Linked DNA regions of Mus musculus: region 1 is linked to region 2. The links are chromatin loops, found by intact Hi-C in ENCODE. Cell type or tissue: heart. All regions are shown on one strand.

Region 1 (8,000 bases), 180 kb before region 2:
ACTCTACACAAGAAGTAGAGGCAAGAGGACCAAAAGCTCATGGGGGGGGGGGGAGGCTAAATGCTGTGCATGGTAGTTCATACCTTTAATCCCAGTAGTCAGGAGGCAGAGGCAGGCAGTTTTCTGTGAGTCAGAGACCACTCTGGTCTATGTAATGAGTTCCAGGACAGCCAGGAATGAGTAAAGAGACCCTGTCTCAACCAAAAATTTCTCTGAAAAAGTGTCTCACTGAGGAAAGACAGTCTTGAGAACTGAAGGAGTTCAAGGTCTCCATGGGACTGGAGCAGACACCAGGAATGAGGGAGCTCTGGGACAGGAGCTTGCCCAACTTGCATAAGACCCAGGATGCCATTCCCAGCTCCGTGTGTGTGTGTGGGGGGGCGGTGGACAAAACCAATCTATCTGTACTCATGAATACAACTTCAAATGGGTCACGTACCTAAATTAGAAGATAACACCATTTACATTTGCTTCGGTAAACTCCAGTTGCCTAGTGAACATCTCCTGCTTGCCTGCTGCCCAAAGCTCTTGGCTGTGGACTGGAAAACTTGGGTGTGGCCCATTTCCATCATCTTCAGGAGTCCTATGGCAGTCCACATGCCTCCTTATCGCTGAACAGAAGTCCTGCGACAATTAGCTGATCAAAAGGAGAGGTTTATCTTGGGCGATAGTGACTTGGCCTTATTGCTTTGGGTCTGTAGTGAGGCAGAGGGCCACGGCAGGAGCTGGTAGAACAACACAGCTGCTCAGGCTACAGTCAGGAAGCAAAAGGAACCAGGAAAATGCTGGATAGAACAGCTCCCTTCAAGGTCAAGGTGTGCACTTGGTAACCTAAAGATTTCCCACTAGGTCCCACCCTTTATAAATACCATCAACAGCTATGAATAGTGGTACACACCAGCACTTGGGAGGCAAAGGCAGTTGGATGTCTGTGAGTTTGAGGCCATCCTGGTCTACAAAGTGAGTTCCAGGACAGCCAGGGCTACACAGAAAAACCCTGTCTCAAGGGAAAAAAAAGTGCCACCACTCTTTGTAATACCACACTGGGAACAAAGCCTTCAGAACATGGGCCTTCAGGGGACATTCAACATCCAAACTTTTGTACTAAGTTCTGGGATTTTAAAAAGAGTCCTCATCTTCCCAAATAGGATGCCAAAGGCAAGAGTCCTTCCTTTAGGCAGGCATTAAGGATCCAGGAAGCAAAGTCTCCAAAAGAGAGAATTATCAGTCTGGGCACCAAAATGTACCATTAAATGAACCGCAAAGCAAGCCATGCCTGGTGGAAAATATTCATCCAGGGCATGGGCATGTATTCAGAATACCTAAACAACCGTCATAGCTTAAGACTAAGAAAATGGGATGCCCAATTTTTAATTTTTTTATTTTTGGTTTTTCAAGACAGGGTTTCTCTGTGTAGCCCTGGTTGTCCTGGAACTCACTTTGTAGACCAGGCTTGCCTCGAACTCAGAAATCCACCTGCCTCTGCCTCCCAAGTGCTGGGATTAAAGGCGTGCACCACCACGCCTGGCTGGATGCTCAATTTTTAAAATACGAAACAACTGGGCCATCAAAGGGGTTAAAGACACTTGTTACCTCGCTTGGCAAATTGAGCCAGATTCCTGGGACCCACACAGAGGTGCTGACTCCTGCAAATTGTCTGCTGACTTGTGTGTGTGTGTGTGTGTGATTGCAAGCATGCACACACACTAGACAAATGTAATAAAAGTAAAATATGTAAGGTCTGAACAGTTGAGTCCTAAGCGTGTGAAAGTGTGTCTAATATTGTTCCTCACCAATCAACATGTGCCCTCAAGAATACTTAAAACCAGACAGTGCTAAGTGCTGGCGACAACACGCAGCAATCACGGGTGGCAAGGGGCACGTCTGTTCTGGAAAAGTCAAGTGTGTCCAACTCTCTGTCCCCCTTCTCAGGAGGAGCAAAGCATGTTCCTACAAGGCTCATGCACTTTTATTCAAAACTGCTCACAACTAACAGCAACCCAGACATGCAGCAGGACCTAAGGGACAATCCCATGGCCTCTGTGGTGACACAGGCTTTGGGTGACTCTTCAAAATTATAGTGTTGTTGATATAGTGTTGCCCAGGGCAAGAGTCCCTGCTGTGTGCCCTGTCCAATGGCAAGGCTCTCTTCTGCCAGGAAGCCTGTGGCTAGCAGAGGATACTGGGTAGGGCTGGGCTCTTGGGTTACGTGTGAACTCTCTTGACAGGCAGAATGTGGTCATTAGGTACAGCCACCTTAATCACATGACTGAGTGTTTCTTACTTGTGAATTGCACCTCAATAAAGATGGTTTTTCTGTTCTGCCATGCATGGGTGAGAGGCCTGGGGTGGGAGAGATTGCAAGCTCCTAACTGCCCTACTGGGAGTCAGGCCAATGCAGCTAGGAGGGAGACAGCAGCGGGAAGCTGGGCCCCAGGAGGCCCGGGTGGGAGGAAACATGGCCAGCTGGGTAGTAGGACATTGGCCTTTGGATACAGGCGGTACGCAATGTCCTAGAGCTAAGAGGTAGTGTTCACGTGTAGCATGTTTCAATCACACTTATTCCTCTATAAATAATACAGCTCAAGAATGATTAATGATTAACTTTCCTCGGCGTGTTCTTGGGTGAGATGCGTCGGTGCGTGTGTTATGAACTCGCACCCATTCATTGGTCTATGGATAGGTTGCTGTTTTGGGTTCATTTCCATGACTCAATCAGAAGACTGATTAGAATATTTTCAGGGCTGTGATTTTTTTTTTCTCTCTCTCTCCCCGAGTGCACATGCCTGGACAAATGTATGTGCAGGTGTTCCAGATGTTGACACTGGTTATTTTTCTATACCTCTCTCCACCTTAAAAAAAAAATCACAGAGGCAGAGTCTGCAGGACAAGATCAGTTAAAATAGTCAGAATATGGGCCAGTTTACCTAGAAAGAACCAGATACTCAAAGAGAAAAGTAGAAGTCTACAATGTCCCAAACCTGTTACATATGGCTGTGGTTGGGGGGAATGTTGCGATCAGGCAGGGGTTGGTGACATCCTCTAGTCTCTCATGCCACCGGTGTCCAGTTGAGTGCCAGACATCTTGACCCACTTCATAGCAGCCATCGTTGCTGCTGTGCATGGCCCAGCTCAGAGGCTGACAACCGACCAAGTGAGCTCTTCCTGAGCCCCATGGAGCCGAGGATAGGATGAGGGAGCTTGTCTGCTGCTCGGGGCTGTACTGGGTCCTGCACACTCTTCCTTCCCCTCCCGTTGAGTTCCAGTGCCACGAGTATTTCGTTCCTGGAACCCGAGGGTCTGTTTCACAGCTCTCTGGATTCCCGGAATGCATGCAGTCTTTGGAAGGCAGAGAGGGGTCGCGTACTGGGCATCGCTGTACAAAGAACTCTCTGATCTCAGTTTTTATGTCTCTCCAGGATGGCAGGAAGCACACCGTTCACTGATAGGCTGCATGTATTGTTGAGATAATAAAACCCAATGGAACTGGATGGCTGCCGGTGCAGGGAGGTGTACCATTCTGCCACTAGGGGGCAGTGTAGTCACACAGTGACTTCAGGGCACAAGAGGGGTCGGTCTTACTGGGTCAGATTAGGCACAATGGAGCAGAGAGATAACACCTCCCCCAGTTCAGGTGAGGATAGTCCCAAGAGACCTACCTCTGGCTTCCAATCCCAGGATGCCGCTGTCCTGAGACTCCTGGGAGGAGGGACATCATCACTACCATCCACAGTGGCATACAGGAAGTACTTGGCTCAAAATTAAGAGGTAGAACCAAGGTCTTGGCCTGAGACTGTCCTTCACTCGGAATGGTCCATGGGGCCCTTAGACAGAAGGAACCAGCGGTTCATCCTTGTTGTTGCTAGCAGGAAGACATTTCAGGAGACAAAGGGCGTTGAGTCTCTTTTACATTGGCCTGGGATACATACAGCTCCTTACCTCCCAGCAAACCCAAGGTATAGATTCCTCAAATTCAAAATGTGTGTGTGCAGAACACTCTAACATAGCCCCCCACCACCAACCTCCTAAACCTGCCTTGCCCTATCCAAAGATGGATCTGAGGGTGAGAGGAAGCCTTGGTTGGCCCTTAGCTTGAGATCAGTGCAGCTTCTGTCCCTTAACATGGCCCTGCTGGATCTGGTGGCTAGCAGGCTGTGGAGGCCTTCCCTAGAGGGTGTCTCTTCCCCAGAAGGGCCTGGGAAGCTAGTGTGTCCTACACAATGAGCTCTATCAGGTCCTTCCTGATGTGGCTGCTCAGGGGTGAGGGCTAAGACAGTGGTTCTCAATCTGTGGGTCACGACCCCTCTGGCCAACCTCTGTCTCCAAAAATATTTACATTACGATTCATAACAGTAGCAAAATTACAGTTATGAAGCAGCAACAAAAGTAACTTTATGGTTATGGGAGGGGGTGTCTTCACAATGGGAGGAGCTGTATTAAAGGGTCACAGCATTAAGAAGGTTGAGGATCGCTGTTCTAAGGAGACCAGTTGGTACACATCTCCAGGCATCAAGAGTGCACAGTGAATACATTTAAGGCTGCATCCTTGGCCAACCTGAGAGAATTCCCAGGTGTCAAGTCCCAGTGGACTAAGAGCAGGGTGGTCCTTGGCCTCACAGCTGGCCCCCATCCCACCCTAACCCAGGCCAGTCTGTTGTTACATTTATTCTTAATGAATGGTAAAACATATATAACATGAAATTTGCCATTTGAATCATTTTCAGGTAACCGGACAAACAGCAGAGTCCTTCACATGGCTATACAGTCATAGCCGCCATTTCTAGACTACCCCCATCACCTTGCACTGAAGCTCTGCCCCTATTAAAACACTGACAATCTCTCCACTTTCCAGCCCCTACAGACACCTCTCTGCTTTCTGTGTCAGTGGTTTGATGACAGCAGGAACCTGACGAACAAAATCGATGGTGCCTTTCCTGCGACTGGCTTGTTTCACTTAGCACAATGCCTTCAAGATCCTGGCATGCTGTATAGCATACACCAGAATGCTTTTCCTTTGAAAGGATGAGTAAGACTCCATTGTGTGCATGGGTCTCTTTCCCTTTGCCTATCACCCATGATGGATGCTTGAGTGCCACCTGCTTCTGGCTATTGCTAATAGCACTAAGTATGATTTTTCTCCTATTGCCTTTGATGAATTGATAAGAATTGCCCTAGCGTGAGTTTGCTTTCTGAGTTCTGTCTCAATTTGGCCAACTCTAACACTGTATGTTGATCCTATTCTTTTTTTTCCTAGTGAAAACTGAGAATCGGCAACAATTCCTCTGCCTCCTCCTCTCCCTGGGGGTTACCTGTTAGCTGACAATGTTTACAGATCCAGTTTCCTATTTCCAAAATACTGTCTCCTTTTATTTTGCTAGTATTTCTAAGCAACGCTTCCTCACGCTGCACCTCGGGAACTTGAGTTTTCTCTAGTTGTTTTTCCTGAAATTCAAGGTCGATATAGAGCCCTGTCAAAGTCTGGTGCTGTGTCCCGGGCTCAGCCTCTTTCTATGGGGCAGAGGAGCTGGGGTTAGACGGGCTCCAAGGCTACAAAAGGCAGAACAGCTGCAGAAACCACACTTCCCTGAGATACCTGGTCCCCTGCTTCCTGTTTTGGCTGGACTGAGATCTGAGGTGGAGGATGTATGACCAAGAATACCCCCTCCTGGTGGATGGGGTAGGCTCTCCTTTCTGCTTTGCCCATGTATAATAAGTGTCTCTAGGTGTCCCTGCTTTTGGCGGTCCCGCAATGCCAGCTTGAGGCACACCCCCAGCTGGCAGGGTCACATCTCTAGTAGACAGAGCTGGAAATCTATTGTCACAGAAGTGAAGTGACATCAGTCCAGGGCACTGACTCCAGACCTAGAGGTTTTTCTCACCATTCTTTGTCCTCTGAGCCCCCAGGTCTAAGACATCTGGGGAAGGGCGGGGAACAGGAGGGGATGGTAATGAGGAGGCAGGGCAGGGCCAGTCCTTGCACTTTGCCTCAGCATCCTGGCTCCCCAATATTTTGGGGGGGGGGAGAGTAGAGGAGATGAGGGAGTGACAAAGGTATTGGGGAATCTCTCTGAATTTCATCTCTTCGGTGGGCAGGCATCCAGGATCAACCTTTCAAAGGTCATGGTAAAAGCCCCAAAGCATAAAGGTGGGAGGAGTTTTACAGAGCTGGGAAGAAGGACCAGGGACTTGGGGAGCCAGGAGAAGTGCCCTTCAGACTCCAAGGATCCTGTGGAAAGAGTAGGGAGTGATAGACATATTATGTCATATAGGCAGAAGCCTTTAGGACCCAGTCCACGTGATCAAAGCATCACACGAGCATCCTCAGGTGGGAATGGAAGCTGACAGCCATATTGCAGGCAGCCAGCAAGGGGCATAGGCCTTGTGAAGGAATCAGGCCCTGACTGCCACCTCCCAGCATCTTCCATGTCCGTGTTATTTCCAACTGGTAAAGGGGAGTCTTCCGTCTGAAATTCTTGGGTGTAAAGCCCGAGTTTTTACTAATTAAGAGTTTACAATTAGTTAAAACTAATTAAAATGGATTAAATTTGTACTAATTAAAACTAATTGAATTCTCGAAATGCTGCACTAAGACTAAACCAAGCAGTGCCCAGCCTCCTGCTGTTGGAAGTACAGGAGTTTGGAGGATGTAGCAGTGGGGACCTCAGGGACAGTGGTGATGACTTGGGTGAGGGTGGCTATGGGGGTGGGTTGTCCTTGCTGGGCTATCTGCCAATCCTGATACCACATGGGCACACCCAGATGGGAATACAAGCCTCGAGCTTGCTTTGTGACTGGGTTTGGAATCTTGACTTAGTCACCTCCAGTTGCTGAGTGCTTCTGATTTTTCCCCAGGGGAGAAGGAAGTACTTGCTTCCATTGTCACAGTGTTGGGGACTCCTGAGATCCCTGGGGAGTTGAAAGGATCTCCAGAAGAGATGGGTAGGAAAGCCCACTAGGACTCATTCAGCAAAGGCTACCAGGTGGAGGAGCCATGCTCTGGTGAGTGTCATACTGGGGTGGGGATGGGGCGCACTGGACTTGAGGTGAGGGTGGAGGCCGGTTTCTTAGCCTGGATGTCTGCAGGGCTGCAGATCGTGGTACCCCCAGAGTGAAGCAGAGCATTGCTGGACGAGAGAGGGAACTAATGGAACAGCACGTGTAAATGCAACAGCTGGCAGAGGCCCAGAACACACACGTAGAAAGGCAAAGGTTAAAGTACTGAGAGATGAAACATAGAAACAGATCAGGTATGAGGAAGCTGCTGAAATAAACAGAGGATACGTGCAGGCCTCGGAAGCGCCCTCTGCAGTCAATATTCATATCCCAAGGATGGGTAGAGACAGCCCACAAGGCTGCTGCAGAAGGAGGTGAGCAGACTTCCAATTGGTCAGAGTAAAGAACGACCCTCCAGTGCACCTCTAGAAGTAGGTGAATAGTAGGAGTAGGCGACTAGCAATGGGAGTGTGCTGTGTGTGTGTGTTCGTGTGTCCTCAGGTCAGTGAATAATAAGAGGGGACACAGAAACACATATGCATGCACACACATACACACACATGTGTGTGCACACAGACACACACATGCATGTGCACACAGATACACACACATGTACACACATGTACACACACATGCACATATGTATGCACACACACATACATGCACTCATACATGCATGTGCACACACACACACACACACACACATACACTGGAAACAAGGGTAGCTTCCAGAGTTTAAAAGATATGTTGTTTGGACGTGATCTTATTATATAGCCCAGGCTGGCCATGAACTCATGATCATCTTCCTGCCTCCCCCTTCTAAGTGCCAGAATTATAGGTGTGAGTCATCATGGTTAGATTTTTTTCCAGGTCAATTCTAAGGTCTTTGTTCTATTAAATGCATAGTTTGTTTGCATAACTCAAAAGAAGTCTTCTCCTGCTCATACACTGTACCTAGTCTGGAGCCACTTTCCCATCTGTAGCTCCCATTCAAAGGAGCACGAGGT
Region 2 (8,000 bases):
TTTTTATCTCTGTCTAGAATTTATTTTGATGACCCTCCAGTTCAGAACTCAAGCTAGAAAACAGCTCTTGCTCTAAGCATTTCCAGTAGCAAGCACTCCCTGCGCCCACATTATTGTTCCACAAAGTGACCGTGGGCCGGAAGGGAGGAGGAAAGGGCCTGGCAGCAAAGAGGGCTCACTGGGTCAGAGTGGCTCTTGTTCCGAACCACACGACCCTCCCTCCTGCCTTTTAAGTGATGTTAGAAGGTCTTTAGAGAGAGGGAATGAGAAAGTGAAATTCAGAAATGTTTTGAACTAGATGAAAATTAAATCACAGTGATATGAATCAGTAAAGTATAAGGAAAGATTGAAAACAAGGTGACTTCTTAGAGAAGAAAATTAGGCTGTCTGACAGAGAGGGGAGAGGAGAGCAGACCAGGTTCCAGTTATCTTGAAGGGCACACTTGCAGTGAGCTAACATCTTTTTACTAGGTAGCAAGCACTTCCTAAAGCTTCCGACACCTCCCAGTAGAACCACAGGCTGCCAGTCTAGCCTTTGGCATCCAGGCCTCAGGCGGACATTTAAGATTAAAAATTGTAAGCAGACAAAAACTACCCAAAAGTCACAAAGCTAAGAGATCATTATAGAAAGAGTTTGAGATATAAGATTAATATGCAAAAATAAGTCAAAGTACTATATGCTAGTAATAAACAAGCAGAATTGAAATTAGAATCTAATACCACTTTAGCAGGACCCCCCAATACTTAAGCAAACACACACACATGCATACACTACACACAAAATCTATATGTGGCCAACTGTTAGAAAAAACTGATAACTGAATCAAAGAAAAATTAACTACATGGAAAGATATTCCATATTCAAGGATTGGATTCAATATTGTGATAATGTCACTTTGTCATGACTTGATGTAGAGTCACCCCAATAAAATAAATATGTTTAGTAGTTCTATTTTGGACACTGACAAAGTGGTTCTGAAGTTTATTTAGGGAAAGAACTGACCCAGAGCAGTCCAGTGGAGGAAAGAGGAACACAGCAAAATGATGTTACTGACTTCAAAACATTCTCTAAAACGTGATGACAGAGCTCAGCAGAAAGAGATCACCACCAGGGTCAATGGAGAGATCGCCCACCCCCAGGCTCAACAGAGGTCGCTACCAAGCCTGATGACCAGAGTTCAATCACCAGGACCCACATGGAGAGAGGAGAGATGTAATTCCCACAAGTTTTCTGACCTATGCATATGTGCCTTGATATGAGTGTGTACACATTTCCACACTCGTGTGTGTGCACACACACTAATCAATAAATGGAATTAAAGACTTTAAACTACAGTAATGATGATAATAATTGTGTTGGTAAAAGAATAGACAAGTTCATAACTGAGAAGATCTCAGCAGTAAGTCACATGGATATAGTCAGCTGATCTTTGGTGCACTTAGGCAAGACAGCAGCTGGGAAACTCTGGCATCTACAGGCCCCTCCGTCCAAAAGACAGCAACTCAAAATGGACCTAATGTAAAACACAAAACTAAACTGGAACATATAGGAGAAAATCAAGATGGCTTTTAGTTTTCCTGAGAGGATGTTAAAGTATCAATTTATGGGGGGAAAGAAGTGGTTAATTTTGGTAGAAGTTTTCTGCTTTATAGAATATGATTCTGTTAGGAGAGTGAAAAACTGAGCCCCGGACTGAAATATTTATAAAAAAATGGCTGTTACAGGACTATGACGGAAAACACAGGGAAAACTTCTTCAATTCAGTTACTGCACCAGAAAGGATACTTATGTAGCCAATATATGAAAGAGATTTCCCACATTATATCTCATTAGGGAAATTAAATTAAATTAAAATGAGATATCACTACACAGCTACCAGAATAGCCAAAGTACATAACATTGACAATATCACACATTGGCAGAAGTATGGAGCACTGAGAATTCATATTCATTCATTCATTCATTCATTCATTCATTCATTCTCTCTTCCTCTCTCTCTCCTTCCCCATCCTTCTTCCTGTCTCCCTTCCTCTGTTCTCCACAGTGAGAAACAAAATTTCATAGTCATTTATGAAGGAAGACTTTATTATTTGTCACTTATGAAGAAGAGTTTCTTGCAAATGGCAATTGTATTTTACAACGCTACCATTAGGCTCCTGGATATCAACCCAAATGAGCTAAGTTATGCCCGTCTAGAAGTCTGTACATGAGCTAAGCTATGCCCGTCCAGAAGTCTGTACATGAGCTAAGTTATGCCCGTCCAGAAATCTGTACATGAGCTAAGGTATGCCCATCCAGAAGTCTGCACATGAGCTAAGCTATGCCCGTCCAGAAGTCTGTACATGGATGTGCAGCAGCCTCACTCATAACGGCCAAAAGTGTAAATGCAACAAGAGTGAATTCAATGAGTGAAGCCATAGGGAACTATGGTACATTCAGACGATATGGTTCGTTTTTCAGTGTTAGAGAGAACTGAGCTGCCAATCATTCAAAGACATGAAGAAATCATACTTAGTACCGAGTGAAAGAATATGCCAAGAACTGTATGATCCAACCGCGTGCTGTTTTAGAAAAAGCACAGCTACAGACACAGAACAAATGTGAGTGATTGCCAAGAGGTTGAGGTTGGGAAGGATGCGTGCGCAGATTACGGAGATGTTTTTAGTGCCGTGAAATTAGTCTATGTGGTACTGCAATCGTGGGTACACATCATTATACCTTCTCCCGAAGTTGAATAATATACAACAGGCATAAATCCTGATGGAGAATGTATTTCCAAAGGGAACGATATATCATAGTTGGTGATAGCAAGGGTCCTCTGGTGGGAGGTGTTGATAATGGAGGGGCTGTGAGTGTATAAGAGGATACATGGGTACCAGTCTCTTGTGAGGCCAAAACTAATCTTTGAAAGTCTGTTAAAGACAGCGAGTGGTGGTGGCGCACAACTTTAATCTCAGCACTCAGGAGGCAGTGGCAGGTGGATCTCTGAGTTTGAAGCTAGCCTGCTCTACAGAGCGAGTTCCTGGGGAGCCAGAACTACACAGAGAAAATCTGTCTCAGAAAGGAAGAGAGGGAGGGAGGGAGGGAGGGAGGGAGGGAGGGAGGGAGGGAGGGAGGGAGGGAGGGAGGAGAAAAAGAGACGGGGGAGTCTATCAGAAATTAACAAAAGCAGCTGGGCAGTGGTGGTACACACCATTAATCCCAGCACTTGGGAGGCAGAGGCAGGCAGATTTCTGAGTTCAAGGACAGCCTGGTCTACAAAGTGAGTTCCAGGACAGCCTGGGCTACACAGAGAAACCCTGTCTCGGAAAAAAAAAAAAAACAAAAAACAAACAACAACAACAAAATTAACAAAAGCAATCATATTTCCTGAACACTGTACTGGGACAGCAAGGAGGGCTCCCTTATCTCCGAGGGAGGCCATGATTTTGTTAGTTTTCCCACGAAGAGAGACTGTTCTGGATGTTGTTCACTGGTGAGGCCAAGAGGCTGACCCATGCATGCACTTTCTCACCCGTACTGACACAGCAGAGACTGCATCTGGCTCAGTGCTTCCAATGGCACCGGCACTTGGATGTTGGCTGGGTGGATGGGTGTGTCATTGACCTGTCCATCCATTTACAGTAGAAATAGCGTGGGCTTGTCAAGGGGTTAAGTTCCCTTGTCTCTGTGACTTTAAGTCCCCAACGGCAGGCTGACGCTGCGGTTCTTCCAGGGGCTATTTGTCTGGAGTGGGTGTGGTCCTCAGAGATCCTACCTGACCTTTCCTGTCCAAGACCAAGGAAGAAACCAAAGTGCGTGGTTCTGGTGCCTGGCAAGTGTCTCCACCCCAGTGTTATGATTATTTGTGGGTGGAAATGTCCAGCTGTTACATGACAGCACCATGGCCTTGTGAAGCAGCCTGGGGCAAGAGTTCCACTGGTCACATCAGTTGGGGTTCATGATCGTGTTTAGGTCCCCTGAAATGGGCGTCTAGCAGTCGCTGCAGACCAACATTGACTGCTTTCTGCTTTCTGCTTTAGGCCCCTTTAGGCAAGGACTGAGAGAATGTTCCTTACACATTGTAAGATCTTCTTCCATGGAACCCAGAATCCCTCTCAGTTCCCCTTTCAATTGTGGGCTTTGCTCAGCAAGCATCTTGGACCTACAGCCTGAACCATACATTTCCAGCAGTCATTGTCATAAATGTCTAAGCCTTGAGGGTACCACGGCCACAGGGACAACATACCCTGCTGACCCAGGCAGGGCTGACTATCAGAAAACTGTACCCACTATTCCACATTCCATTTTGCCACTTCGGTCTTTGATGCTTTGGAACCCCACCCCCACCCAAATAGCAAGACTGGGCCTTGGTGCTGCCTACAGTGAAAGTGAATGGTGTCACAGAAAGGCGTCATTGATCCGGGAAAGTGGTAACAGGCCATGGGCACTGACTGAAGTCACGCAAACACTGTGACACCTTGTTGAGATGAATTAGGCCAGCACACACTTTCTAGACTAGCCTGGAAGGAAACAGTTTCAGTTCTGTAGCGTGGTTCACTTCTGCCCTGGGAGCTAGAAATAGCTGTGGGCGATAAAGTATGGGAATGTGGGTGATTCCTGTTCACATTAGAATTATAGAGGCAGGTGCTGTGAGGGCTCAGTGCTGGGCTGTAGCCAAAGCCCAGGGCATAGTTTTGACTTTGAGGAAAGGGAGATTGCTGTGCGTGAGCAGGCCATGGTGCTCTGCTGCCACCTAGTGGCACTGATTCCACATACGCAATGACTCCTGGTATTTTTATAGTTTGCGCTTCATCAGCAAGGGTTATGAGCATGTGTTTCTGGAGTTGTTAAGTATGGAAGTCCTGCTGACCACAGCACCCAGACTACAGTAGCCAGCCTTCTTTGGGGAGGCTGGGGCTGCATCTGGGGTTAGCACCCTCACGTGCAGGGCACAGATCGGGCCTACGGCTGTGAGCTGTGTAGAGAGCCCTTAGTATATTTCATCCATCAGCTCATGGTCAGAGCTAGCATGCCTGAAGCTACATCTCTGCCGGCTTGAGTTTTTCATGTTTCTGAGGTAGAATTGCTTCTTCAGTGTGTGCTTCGTTAGTTGTGTCCCTGAACAGGCTTCCTCCTCTCTTTGCTGCGCTCTAAGCTAGACCTCGTCCCTGGAGTAAGCAAGAGGAAAGTTTGCTCAGTTAAAGTTCGTTCCTTGGATGGCTTCTGCTGGAAATCATCGTCTGTTGTAAAAGGACCAGTCATTATTCATAGCTCATAGGACGCAGCTCTTGAAATTCTCCTACCAAGGCTGGCTCACAAAGACCCTCATGGCCACATGGCCCAGGCTCATCATTGGTCCCTGGTCTCACACATGCTGGGGTCTGCAGCCCTGTGCTTGCTGCCCTTTTCTGAGTCCCCTCAGGACTCATTACTGCCAGCAGGTACCCCCATAACCACACAAGCACTTCTACTCCCTGAGCATCTCGTCCTGTTGAGACTCCCACCCAGGCATGGCTGGGAAAATCCAGAGGTAGTGGGTAAAGCCAGCTGGTTGCTGGTTCCCTTATAATGGAAGAGCCCCTCCGTGAACTGGGATGGGAAGGGCTTCATCATTAGACTGTATGGCCAAGTTGTGTTGATTCCAAATGTGCCATGCGTGGTAGGCAGATCCAAGGAATATGGCTGCCTGTGCTTATTTGGCCCCACCTTTTCTTCCAGCCTGTGGGTAGACTCTGGGGCAAGGGGACATGGGATGAGGTTGTGGATCTTCATATTCTATTCTGAGATGGAAAACATTTCGGGGTTCCTAGGGAGAAAGAAGGCCACACATATCTTTGCTCAGAGCTTGTGAGTTGTGCCTAATTTACCACCTCAGCTTCTGGCCAGCCATGACCTTCCTACCATAGCTCTCGCCCCGTGAGCCCCTTTCTCACCAGCCTGTCCACATTTCCTCCACACTTGAGATTATCTCTGGGCTTTTTGCAGTATACAGTCAAACCTGGCATGCTGAAAGCATCAGATAGTTTGCTAGACATTCATAGTAAGCAGCCAGGCCACCTGAAGCTACATGTGCGTCTTACAGTGCTTCCTCACTAAAAACCCATGTACGAAAAGAAACTCCAGAAAATTCTTGTTGCTTTGGTGCCTGCTGATGACCCTCTCTGCCAGCTCAGATGCCCTAGGCCTTTGCAGTGTGAAATTCACCCTCCTGCCTGTCCTAGAAGCTGCTCTGTTTGCCACACATAACAAAGGGGAAGCCTGCTTTAACTTTCTGCAAACTGGAAGGTGGTGGTCCAGACCCTGTTTCACCAGGTTATGGTAACTGGCAACAGCTTTAGCTCTTGCCTGCCAACCTTACAGCCACAGCCCAGTGCCCTGCCCGCATCTTTGGACCCCAGTGTTTCAAGAGATTTTCTCAAAGAATGTGAGCCAGTAGCTGCAGGTACCATCCTGAGCCCTGGGCAACAGGAGGCTACCTTCACCTGATGTTTCCAGGGCCCCCACGGAGGTCCTATGACCTGTATCCTGATTTAGATGAGGTCTGTGCTGAGACAGTGACCACTCCGTCACACCCATAGCCGCAGCACAGCAGCATCTGAGCAGATGCACACCCCGGGCTGCACATCTGGGCCCTGCAGGCCTAAGTATCATGCGTGCTGACTCCTTAGAGGAGTTCTGGCTCCCTTCTCTGCCTCTAGAGCCCCTCTCTAGAAAGCTCTTGAACACACAGCTTGACAGAAGCCTCTGATGGCACCAAGCCGTATTGGTATACTATATATAAAGACAGAAGCTGAACTTATGAACAGTAAGCTCATTTACAGGGAGACAGGAGTCCTAAGTGAGTCTTAGAGAATATGATGCTGGAAAGGCTGCACCATGGTGTGTGTGTGTGTGCGTGTGTGTAATGTATAAAACTTGTATATATGCATGTATATGCATGCATGAATGTATGTATGTTCATGTGTTCTCCACCTATCCTTTAAATGGACTTTTAATGATTGAGGAGCTATTCTCTGAACAGTTTCCCGAGTTAGAGGAGCAGGCCATCCTGGGACAGCCAAAAGGCTTGCTCAGTTTGTCCCTCTCTGCCCAAACCGTGAAATAGCGGACTCTTCTCTAATAAAGTACTTGTCTTTTGTTATTTATGGAAGACATACTCTTAATGAGAGAGAATCCTTACCAGTAAGTAGTTGGGGAATTAATCAAGATAATGGCATCAGCTAACATGATGCTGAACATAATTCAGAATTAGGCTTTTTCCCCAATGGGAGAGGAATCAAAGGAATGGACTCAGCCTCTGCTTTGTTCCTGTTATATACAAATAAGCAGCCCTCACCTTCTCCCCTCTCCTGGCCCAGGCAGCTCCCCAGCTCAGCAGCAGCCTCTCTATAGTACCCCAGTGCAGGCATCCCTACCCAGCCTCTGCAGCAGCAGCAGCTGTTTTCCTCTGGAGTCCATCCTGCTCTCCTTGATGTCCATCCTTCCTGGCCCCATTTTAAAAAAAGGTCTTCTGAAGGCTTTGTAGCAAGGCTGGTCTAATGACCTAACCCTGGCTCACCAAGGCTGTGGCCATGTCCCAAGGCTTGCCAAATTGACTGTTTAGAAACCCAGCCTCATGAGTCCTTGCCCAGTATAATAATTCCAGCATTCCTGGGGGCCTTCACAGGCACTATGACAGAATGATGGTACCAAGGGTGTGCTCACTGCAGCCCTCTGGTCTCATCCTATTGGTATCCACGTCATAGCTCCTAGATACTTTTGGTGCCTGATGTTTGTTTGGCCCTGCAAACCCTACCATGGACCCCAGTCACACAGCTAAAAGAACTATGGTGAGGTGTAAGCTCCACTTTCCTGATGAGGAAGGATGCAGGTTACCCCCTCCCATCTGTGTTTCCTGTCCTCAAGTCTGTGGCCCTCAAGGCTACAGAGAACAGAGTTCTCTGCAGAGATAAGGGGAAAGTTGCAAACTCTTTGAGAGGTTTTATTTTCTATTTTAACAAATTTGTCAACACTGTCA

Evidence for each region. Peaks named below come from ENCODE experiments on the same cell type or tissue, not always from the same donor. Only the 100,000 strongest peaks of a DNase experiment are listed, where the experiment ranks them.
Region 1: it touches region 2 in a loop (8-fold over the local background); 41 of 42 quality-filtered maps call a loop at or near these places.

The regions. Positions count from the first base shown.
Region 1 is chr10:77,017,097-77,025,096 of GRCm38, reverse strand. Gm3137 (predicted gene, 3137) reads left to right here. Exons shown (of 4, transcript NR_152191.1): 2 at 6,853-6,999. It overlaps Gm10787 (predicted gene 10787), which reads right to left. Exons shown (of 3, transcript NR_045882.1): 3 at 2,883-3,862. Among named protein-coding and RNA genes, the nearest start is that of Gm3137, 8.5 kb to the left of the region's middle. In heart, a CTCF peak has its summit at 3,523 (motif pointing right); a DNase peak (open chromatin) is centred at 3,526; H3K4me3 peaks cover 229 bases; H3K27me3 peaks cover 710 bases.
Region 2 is chr10:76,832,610-76,840,609 of GRCm38, reverse strand. All of the region lies in intron 2 of Pcbp3 (poly(rC) binding protein 3), which reads left to right. Among named protein-coding and RNA genes, the nearest start is that of Col6a1, 110 kb to the right of the region's middle. In heart, no CTCF peak of the experiment used is centred here; a DNase peak (open chromatin) is centred at 4,749.